Regions from separate parts of the Homo sapiens genome. Here regions 2 and 3 are each linked to region 1. Evidence: chromatin contacts called from ENCODE Hi-C or POLR2A ChIA-PET data. All regions are on one chromosome and are shown on one strand. Each heading gives the region's core, a stretch centred on a gene start or an enhancer-like site at or near the end of the contact. The rest is flanking DNA. Distances are from core to core; before and after follow the strand shown. Region 1 holds the start of TP53BP1 (tumor protein p53 binding protein 1). Region 2 holds the start of CDAN1 (codanin 1). Region 3 overlaps STARD9 (StAR related lipid transfer domain containing 9).

Evidence for each region. Hi-C counts contacts between places; a loop is a spot of excess contacts on that map. ChIA-PET counts read pairs that join two places held with the same protein, here RNA polymerase II (POLR2A). Pooled maps may share reads with other maps.
Region 2: a loop to region 1 is called in a map of B cell, with 6 times the contacts of the local background. The contact joins the promoter of CDAN1 here to the promoter of TP53BP1 in region 1. A Hi-C loop is called at or near these places in 1 of 168 maps with a recorded cell type or tissue (B cell) and 4 of 50 pooled maps. POLR2A ChIA-PET finds 5 or more read pairs at or near these places in 1 of 52 experiments (CD4-positive, alpha-beta T cell).
Region 3: a loop to region 1 is called in a map with no recorded cell type, with 4 times the contacts of the local background. The contact joins the enhancer-like site here to the promoter of TP53BP1 in region 1. A Hi-C loop is called at or near these places in 1 of 37 single-sample maps with no recorded cell type and 1 of 50 pooled maps. POLR2A ChIA-PET finds 5 or more read pairs at or near these places in 1 of 52 experiments (activated CD4-positive, alpha-beta T cell).

The regions. Positions count from the first base shown.
Region 1 is chr15:43,491,554-43,494,460 of GRCh38, forward strand. TP53BP1 (tumor protein p53 binding protein 1) reads right to left here and starts at 1,603. Exons shown (of 28, transcript NM_001141980.3): 1 at 1,484-1,603; 2 at 731-915; 3 at 449-542; 4 at 116-200. The coding sequence starts at 1,490. RefSeq lists enhancers at 629-1,337, 1,338-2,044.
Region 2 is chr15:42,735,577-42,738,697 of GRCh38, forward strand. CDAN1 (codanin 1) reads right to left here and starts at 1,552. Exons shown (of 28, transcript NM_138477.4): 1 at 1,437-1,552; 2 at 726-1,204; 3 at 299-502; 4 at 1-103. The coding sequence starts at 1,526. RefSeq lists silencers at 779-1,068, 1,159-1,298, 1,489-1,738.
Region 3 is chr15:42,603,436-42,606,627 of GRCh38, forward strand. All of the region lies in intron 3 of STARD9 (StAR related lipid transfer domain containing 9), which reads left to right. Among named protein-coding and RNA genes, the nearest start is that of STARD9, 29 kb to the left of the region's middle. Within about 2 kb of position 1,921, at least 8 of the 41 ENCODE cell types and tissues checked have a DNase peak (open chromatin) inside an H3K27ac peak, as active enhancers do.

The DNA.
Region 1 (2,907 bases), core at 353-2,852:
TTCCTAATCCACAAGAAAGAGATTAATCCTTTTATCCTTGGGATGAGGCAACAGGTACAGATAAAAGAACAAATCTGATAATACATTTAAATAAACCCCTTCAAACACTGTATACCTGCTTGTCCTGTTTGGCTGAGGTAACTGCTCAATGACCTGACTGATGGAACCACATGTGTCCAAGTTAGAAGAATCCACAGGGTCTGAAAAAAATAACTGGATATTAGCATGAAAGACATTTACCAACAAACCTTAATACAAAATCAGGAATACAGACAATACCAATCTAATCAGTGACACTAGCACATCAACTTTTGAGTGACTACTACGCAGATACCACAGTAGGCTTCCTTACATACATTCGACACAACCACATAAAGTTTAAATCCACCCAGCACCAACAAGAGCACCCAAAAAATGCAAAGGGGACAGATAGCTTTAAACACCTCACCTGCAACCTTGTTTTCTTTCAAATGTTCATTGAACCCACTATTACCGTCTCCTCGTTCTTCTCCAGCTGTTTGTTCAGGATTGGACACAACATCCTAGAAAATACACATACAAAATATCCCCATTATATATGAAATAGTTCAAAATGAAACCTACTATTTGTGAACAATTTTTCCAATCAACTTTATTGAGAAGGTAATGATCTTCTAAATACTTATGTTTGCTGGTTTTCGGTTTAAAAAAAAAAATCTGCTCAATCTTCTTCAAACAAGGTATCACTCACCAACACAGGATTTTCTTTGTGCGTCTGGAGATTAGGAAGGTGTCGAGATAGCATACTGAAGTGAGAACCAGAATCATCCTCTAGAACCTGGCTTTCAGGCTGAGAATCTTCAATTATCAGGCAAGGAGTATCTTGCTGAGAGAAATCTGAATCCAACTGACTTCCAGTAGGGTCCATCTGCTCCCCTGGAATGGAATAACAAAAGATCAGTTCCGTGTAACCTACTAGCCTTGCTCACGCAGTCTAAACCTAAATAATGGGGCGGAAGTACAAGAGCTGGGAAACGGGACCACTTCAGGACTCCTCCAATTAGAATATTATATTTATAATTGCTGCAAGCACTTTCCTATCATGCCTACCAAGTCACCATTCCTCGTTATTTACAATAAGCCTGACTATCCCTCCCTATTTTTCATCACCTTCTCGTAGACACCCTTTCCCCTCCTTCCTAACCTCTTCTCTCCCCGCCCCTTTTTCCATCCCCCCCGCCACGTCCTTCTGGCGCCTCTACCTCCCCCCAAAAGAATGTTTTCTAAAATCTGTTCGCCAGAGGCCCCACAGCCTTTCAGCTTTCCTCACGACCACCAAGCCTTCTTAGCTAACGTTTCCCCACCCCCTCCTTAGGGCCCTCCAACCCCTTCCCCGTCACCGCCGCCATGCTTGCCACCCCGCCCCCTCCGGTCAGCCATCCCTTCAGACCCGAAATCCAGGCCTTCAGAGCCCACTGCACTCCCATTTCTCTCCAAACAGTACCAGGCATCCCGGCGGGAGGTCCCTCGCGCTCGAGCTAGAGGTCTCTGCACGCTCCCCAAGTCCCTCCAGATCGATCCCTAGGTCGCCGCTGTCGCCACCGCCGCCACCGGCCGCGAACTCCCCCTTTCCCGTCACGTCACACAATATCGGATCGTCCATTCGCTGCCGCCGCCCGCCACTCAAGAAATCCCGTGGATGATAGGTAGCTGCGGCAGAGTGCCCTGCCCCACGTAAGAAAAAGGAACACGGCGGCGCGTTTCCATGGCAGCATGGACGTTGCAGGCCCTCCCCTTTAGTAGAGCCGGAGAATGACGGTATCCTTGAACCGAAGGGACCTTGAGAGGGCGTGAAATACCTTCCCCTGCTTCCAGGACGATTGCATTTACCACTACTCAGACATTTCAGTACCTCTACCTGCTTTTTCTCGTTCACGCCCCTTAATCCCCGTCCCTCACCCTCTTTCCTGGAAAAGGAGAGAGTTTCCCAGCTTTCTCATAACAGGGCAAAGAAGAAGCGGCTTGAGGATGGCTAGGTACTTCAGAGCTGGTGAACCCAACAGAAGAGACTCTTTCTTCTTTGACACAGGGTTAACCTGTGTCAATCAGGATCCCTTTTGTGGGCCTCTACCCTGAATCCAAGGGCCTGACATTACATCTCTGCCAGGGCGTTTTTAGTATTTGTTTGTTTTTACATTGTATAAGGGCTCCAGTAAGCCATATTTCTTCCCATTGCCCTTTTCCGCCTAGGACGTATTTCAAGCTTCACACTTGTTTATCGTTGCCTTATCTTTTATGGGATTGCCTGCAGAGACTACAGCCCCAGACATATTTTGCACCTCCCATTGAGAGAATTGAGCACTGTCATTCTCAAACTCCATGGTAAAGAGAACAGCTGCCACCCCTTCTAACTAGATGACCTCAAAGATACTTCCAAACCCAGAGATTCTATTATCCTAATTATGGTGCCAGGGTCTTAAAGAGGGTGTGGCAGCTGTGACGAGTCTTAATGAACTAAGCCCCATGTGGCATATGTGTTTGTTTTGTTGTTGTTGTTGTTGAGGGGTGGGGGTATATTATTTAAGTGGCAGTTGGATCCAGGATAGAATTCTAGCCAGAGCAGCTGTCAATAGGGAAAGCACCTAGCACAGTGCCAAACATATACATAGTAGGCATTCAATATGAGGCAGTTTTCTCTTTCTACCCCAGGCTCAGATTTATTTCGGCACAGCCCAACCATGATTCTCCATTTCTGTAAATGCCCAATTCAGCACGTGATATAGGCAAAGCTGAAGTGGAGCTTCCTACCAGTCTTCTCACTGCTGCTATAAATTACAGTGATCCTATTTTCCAAACCAAATTCAAAGCATGTTGTCTGAATACACGTTACTTATGGGAACAAAAGGACTGACTCCTTGAAACTGTCCT
Region 2 (3,121 bases), core at 302-2,801, 760 kb before region 1:
GTCTGCAGGTTCATCTGTGAGGCTTCCTGTCCGGCTGGGGAGGGGCGACCCCAATTCTGGGGTGGGACAGGTGGGGGTAGGTGACTGCTGCAGCTGCTTAGAGCTATGGAATAAAGAAATTTCATGAGCAGTCAGCTTGGCTTCCCTGCTACGGCCACACTCAGGTCACTCCAGAGAAGATACCAACAGCCCAGGAGACAAACCCAGAGTCCCCAAGAGGGAAATCAATTTCAGGGAAAACCCCTGAAGATCCCCCACAGCGAGGAAACCGATATCCCCAGGAGCGGCCAGGCCATACCGCTCCTTCCTGAGCATCTCTCGCTCCTCTTGCAGACTTCTGCACCCTGGGGGAAGGCCAAGGCCCCAAGGGCTAGTGTCCAGGGCTGAGGGTTGGGAACTGGGGACACAGCTGATTGGGGGTGAGGTGAAGCAGGTCTTGGGCTTGGAGAGTGACCGCTCTTCGCTCACCGGAGTTGGGTTGATCCTGCGAGAAGGCTTCGTCCTGCTGAGAGTAGCCACAGGTTTTTCTCAAATTCCTATCTTCAAACATCTCCCCTCCACCACCGCAACAGCTAGACCTCTTGCCAAAAAACCCCACAAAAACCCTCACCATCACCCCCAGCCTTCTACCCATCCTGGCGCTCCACTGCGGAGCGCCGAGCTCGAATGACTGACTCCCCAGAGCCTTCGTGGTACCCATCTCCTGCATGAGAGCTGAGTCTCACCCTGTAGGGCCGGGGGGAACCGAGCCTACGGGAGGGAACTCCTCCAGGTTGCTGAGGTTTGGCGGATCAGACAGCGTGAGGCTGGGGCGGCTGGGGCTGCCAGAGCCCCTAAGCCTCCGGCCCCCGGCTCCGGGCAGGCTCTCCCCGCTGACCCCCTCCTCCAGGCCGCGGCCTCCACGCTCGCGGGCCGGCCCCGGGCCCCGCCTCCTGCCCCCGCGGCGGGCCAGAGGGGCCTCGGCAGCGGTGCTCTGGGCCTCGGTCGGAGGGAAAAGCTGGCTGCGCGCCCCGCGGCTACCCCGCGGCGGGCCTCCCGGCCTCCCTGGCAAGGCTGCCGAGGCGCCCGGGGTCTTGGCGGGGGTCGGGGGCCCCTGCGGGAGGACGCGGCTGCTCTGCTCCCTCAGGAAGTTCAACAGGAACGGTACGAATTCTTTCCGCAGGGCCCGGAGTGAGCTCAGCGCGGCCGCCTCCCCAGCGTTATCCTAGGGCAGAAGCACAGGTGGAGGGGCGAGAGGGTCAGCCGCCGGCCCGCGGGCCGTGAGCAGCCGGGGCCGTAGGGCGCGCCTCGGGTGGGCGGCCCGGGCAGCGGCGCCCAGTTGGAGTGCACTCGGCCCGGCTGGCAGCCAGGCGCCCTAGAGGAAGGGGACTGGAGGGCTGGACTCCACTGCGGGAACCGGCTTCGAGTCAGACCTGGGGGCGTGTCACCGCTGTTACCTCCGAACCCTGGGTGCTGCGCGCGATCCACCGCACGACGGCTGCGACCGACACCTCTTCTCGCAGCAGCGACTCCAAAACGGCCGCCATCCCGGTCGGGGCGCTCTGGGGCGACTGCGCAGGCGCCGGCGCGCCGCGGGCGGCCAGGGAGGGGCGGGGCCGGCGGCGGGGAACGACCGTTGGGTCGCGGGATGGGGAGGGACCCGGCTGGCGGGGCGGGGCGGAGCCGGCTGTTGCCCAGACCCACGGAGTCAAGGCCTCGCTGAGTCCTCAACCCCGGCCGAGAGGCCGGTTGTTAGGAGGTGAAATGTGGATCACAGCGCCTGGGGAGGCCCACCTTGGCTGCCCGCCCTGGAGCGACCTGAAGGGAGGGATTCGAGCTGGGAGTGGGGCTGCCGCGGGTCGGACGCCCCTCTAGGGAGACCCAGGACCCGGGAGAGAGGTAGAGGGGAGCAGAGACAGCCACCAGCTTCTATCTTCTGCTCTAAGCACATTCTTTCACGAGTTTAAGTTTCCTAGATCCAACTGGCACCACCCCAGAGAAATTATAATCTAATCTTTCATTTTGACTTTGTTCTTCTCAAAGGCCGATTTTTCAATCCCTTGGCCGAGCAGTACCCATCGGCTTTTCAGCGCTCACCATCAACTGACCATTTAGGAAAGAATTATTTCTAGGAGGTTCTTAATAATCCCCAAGCCACAACCCTTAAAGTGCCTCGGGCCACCCTGCACACAGAATTGCTTGTATGTAGCTTTATTTACTTAAGTGGGTTTACATGAGGTTAATATTTCAACTACTTTGCAGTTTAGATGTCAGTAAGCATATCATGATTAGCTTCTGGGAGCTTGAGGTTTGTATTTTTGGGTTTGGTGTTTTTTGTTTTTGTTTTGTTTTTTTTGAGACAGGGTCTTGCTCTGTTGCCCAGGCTGGAGTGCAGTGGCGTGAGCACGGCTCACTGCAGCCTTGGCCTCCTGGGCTCAAGCAATCCTCCCGACTCAGCCTCCCTAGGGCTATAGCCCAGCTAATGTTTTGGCCGGGAGAGGGCAGCAGATCCAAAGTGCTGGGATTATAGGCGTGGGCCACCACGCCCGGCCTGAGTAATTTCTTAATCTCCTTTATTTAATTTTATTTTGAGATGGAGTCTCGCTCTGTCACCCCCGGGGCTGGAATGCAGTGGGAGGCAGAGGTGGGCGGATCACGAGGTCGAGAGATGGAGACCATCCTGGCCAACATGGTGAAACCGTGTCTCTAATAAAAATACAAAAATTAACTGGGCGTGGTGGCACGCGCCTGTAGTCCTAGCTACTGGGGAGGCTGAGGCAGGAGAATCGCTTGAACCTGGGAGGCGGAGGTTGCAGTGATCCAAGATCACGCCACTGCACTCCAGCCTGGGTGACAGAGCGAGACTCCATCTCAAAAACAAAACAAAACAAAAAAACCTGAGAGAGGATTTTGAAGGTTGCTGCTCAGTGACAAATCAAGCAAGGGAATCCAAGCGGAGAAAAACAGATGGCACGAACATTCCATGTCAAACCAAACCAGGAGGGGTGAGGCAGTGCCCTTGTGAATGCCTCCTGAGAGTTGCTCTGGTTCAAAGGAAGGTTACGGGCGGAAGGATGAGGGTGGGGGTGCAGGAATCTCTCTAGTGGCAGAAGGGGTATTTCCTATGGAGAAGGAAAAAGTA
Region 3 (3,192 bases), core at 671-3,170, 890 kb before region 1:
TGAGCAGGTGTGGAGGTGAAGAGGAAACAATTTGTGTCTTTGTTCTTGTAATCACCAGATTACAAGGTTCTTGCCTGCTGCCCCATAGAGCCAATTTACCGAGACAGTGGAATCACAATAAAGAGTTGAATAAACACAGAGCCAGCTAAGCAAAAGCCCAGAGTTTATTACTCAAATCAGTCTCCCCAAATATGTGGAGACGAGGGTTTTTAAAGGATAGTTTTGCAGGCAGGGGGCTAGGGAATGGGGAATATTGATTGGTTGGGTCTGGGATGAAATCATAGGGGGTCAAAGCTTGTCTTCTTGTGCTGAGTCAGTTATTGGGTGGGAGGGCCACAGGACCAGATGAGCCAGTTTTGTAAGGTCTGGGTGGCACCAGCTGGTCATCAGAATACAGGGTCTGAAAAATACTTCAATTCCTATCTTTGGTTCAAAGAACCAAAGGAAAAATACTTCAGTTCCTATCTATAGGAGCAATTGAGGAGGTTAAGAATCTTGTGATCCCTGACTGCATGACTCCTGCACCGTAATTTCTAGTCTTGTGGCTAATGTGTTAGTTTTACAAAGGTGGTCTGGTCCCCATGCAAGGAGGGGGTTTGTTTGGGGAAGGGGCTGTTACCTGTTTCAAAGTTAAACTATAAATTCCTTCCTTAGTTAGCTTGACCTGTGCCCAGGAGTGAACAAGGTAGCCTGGAGGTTAGAAGTAAGATGGAGTTGCTTAGGTCAGATTTCTTTCACTGCCATAACTTCCTATGTCAGATTTTTCACTGTCATGATTTTTGCAAAGGCAGTTTCAGTCTGTCTGCTTCTACTTGTTTGATCCACGCTTCTCTTACCTGTCTCTTAAATCAACATCAAATTTGATTTTTTTATTTGTGGAAGCTCATAAGGTCATATAATATGTGATTATTCTACCTCGTTCATTCATTCAGCATGCATTTACATAAAAATATGCCAAGAATTGTGCTAGGCACTGGAAATAACCAATAAGAACCAACATTGTATTTGTCCTTTAAAAACTAATAGTTCTTGACAGAGACAGATACTAAAGAGAGAATTACTCCACAGTGTGGTAAATGTTATCATATTTTAACCAAGGATTTGAAAAAACGTGAAGAGGGAGGAAGATTGTTTTTGTCAGGGGAGGAAATCTAGTTCATAGTATGATTGCTTTATTCAGGATCAAATTGATTTTTTTTTTTTTTTTTTTTTTTTTTTTTTGAGACAGGGTCTCTCTCTGTCCCCCAGGCTGGAGTGGAATGCAGTGGTGTGATCTTAGTTCACTGCAGCCTTGATCTCCTGGGCTCAAGCAATCCTCCCAACTTAGCCTCCTGAGTAACTAAGACTACAAACATGTGCCACCACACCTGGCTAATTTTTTATTTTTTGTAGAAACAAGGTCTCACTATGTTGCTCAGGCTGGTCTCTAACTCCTGGGCTCAAGTGATCCATCCACCTCAGCCTCCCAAAGTGCTGGGATTACAGGTGTGAGCCATCGCGCCTGACCTGGATCGAATGGAATTTAAATCCATATATTCTGTTCCAAAGATGAGAAGGACATTTCTTCTTAAATCTTGAGGGTGCTGTTTCATGTACATAAATTTAACCTCACAGCTTGGTGAGTTTCCAAAAAGATCAAAGACTTCTCAAAGCATCATATGAATTATTCACTAGTCCTAACATGGAGCTCTCTCCTGAGTTTTATTCTGGATGCCATTTAATCTTATAATAAAATAGATATATGAATCATTTGGTTGAGGCTGCTACTTAGCATATTAACTTGATGTATGGTCATTATAGAGGGGCTGGATTCAGATGTTTGAACTACAGCGAAAACCTTTCTGCAGGAAAGGCAGAGTTGACAGTTTCTTATTTTTCAAGTATGAGGCAAAGGAACATGAGCTATTTATAGACTCACTTCCGCAACAGACTGAACACAATAGAAGCCTGAAATCAAATGGTGACCAGATGTGCCCAGGCATCCCCCAAGTCTAGGTGTCAAAATTATAAAAGACAGAGCCCCTGGGGAATTGGTTTCAGGGCAGAAGCAGTGCACTTAAGCCCATAAGATCACCATCTGTATACAAATAGCCCCTTAAACAGCTGGTCCTCAGGAGTGGAAGAGGTAAACAACAGTGTGTTCAAACTCACTTTTCTTGCTTCTCTTCCTAGAAGTGGGGGATAATCCCTTTGTCAATAACTTTATTTCCCAATTCTTGTCTCTCTAGTTAGGCAGTTAGAAAAGATACAGCTGCGTTCTGGGGATATGCGCTGAATTGGTGTCCGAGGAAGATTAATGCAGCTTCCATGCAGTTGGTGGAGATCATGGTTCTGCTGAGATGAGAAGACATCTGACAGGGATGGAAACCCATAATTACTTTTCTTTCTTTACTGTTCCTCCCCTGTTAAACTAATTTCATCTTGTTTGTGGTGGTGTTGTGGCGATGTTTAAAGCACAAACATGTCGTGGTCTCTGGCTGGTATTGCTTTTCCTTTTCTCCCGCATCAGAGATTTTAAGAAAATACAAACAACTTCCTCTTTCCATAAACATCTGGAAACATTCCCATGGAGTTTAGATTCAATTTCAGGGTTTGGAAAAGTTGTACTTAATTTTGGAAAATGTTCAAACCAGCTTGCTTCAATGGGAAGGGAGAAAAGAAAATAGCACTTTTTGAGAACCTACAGTCTTCCAGGTACTGTATTGAGTACTTATCACCTTCACAACAACCCTGTAAAGTGGGTTAGTACTCTGTTTTACAGATGTGCTTACTGAGGTTCAGAGATGAAGCCCAGTTTTAGTCCATTCTACTGTCTCACCACATCCTGCTACCTTTGCACTCCTTCTCTGTGCTAACCTCTAATACTTGGAGTATGACATGAATTAGCTGACAATTGGAAAATATTGGACTGTTAAATCTTGCATTTACTATAGGAAAAGACCAAGAGTCATGAATATAGAACATGTGTTTTCAAGCCTCTCTATTGGCCCCTCTCTCTGAGATGTGCAGAACACCACCTATTTTTAGTTTTGTTTTTTGAAACAGGGTCGGACTCTGTTGCCCAGGCTGGAGTGCAGTGGTGTGATCTCAGGTCACTGCAACCTTCACCTCCTGGGCTCAAGCCACCTTCCCACCTCAGCCTCCCAAGTACCTGGGAACACAGGTGCGCACCACCACACCCAGCTAATTTTT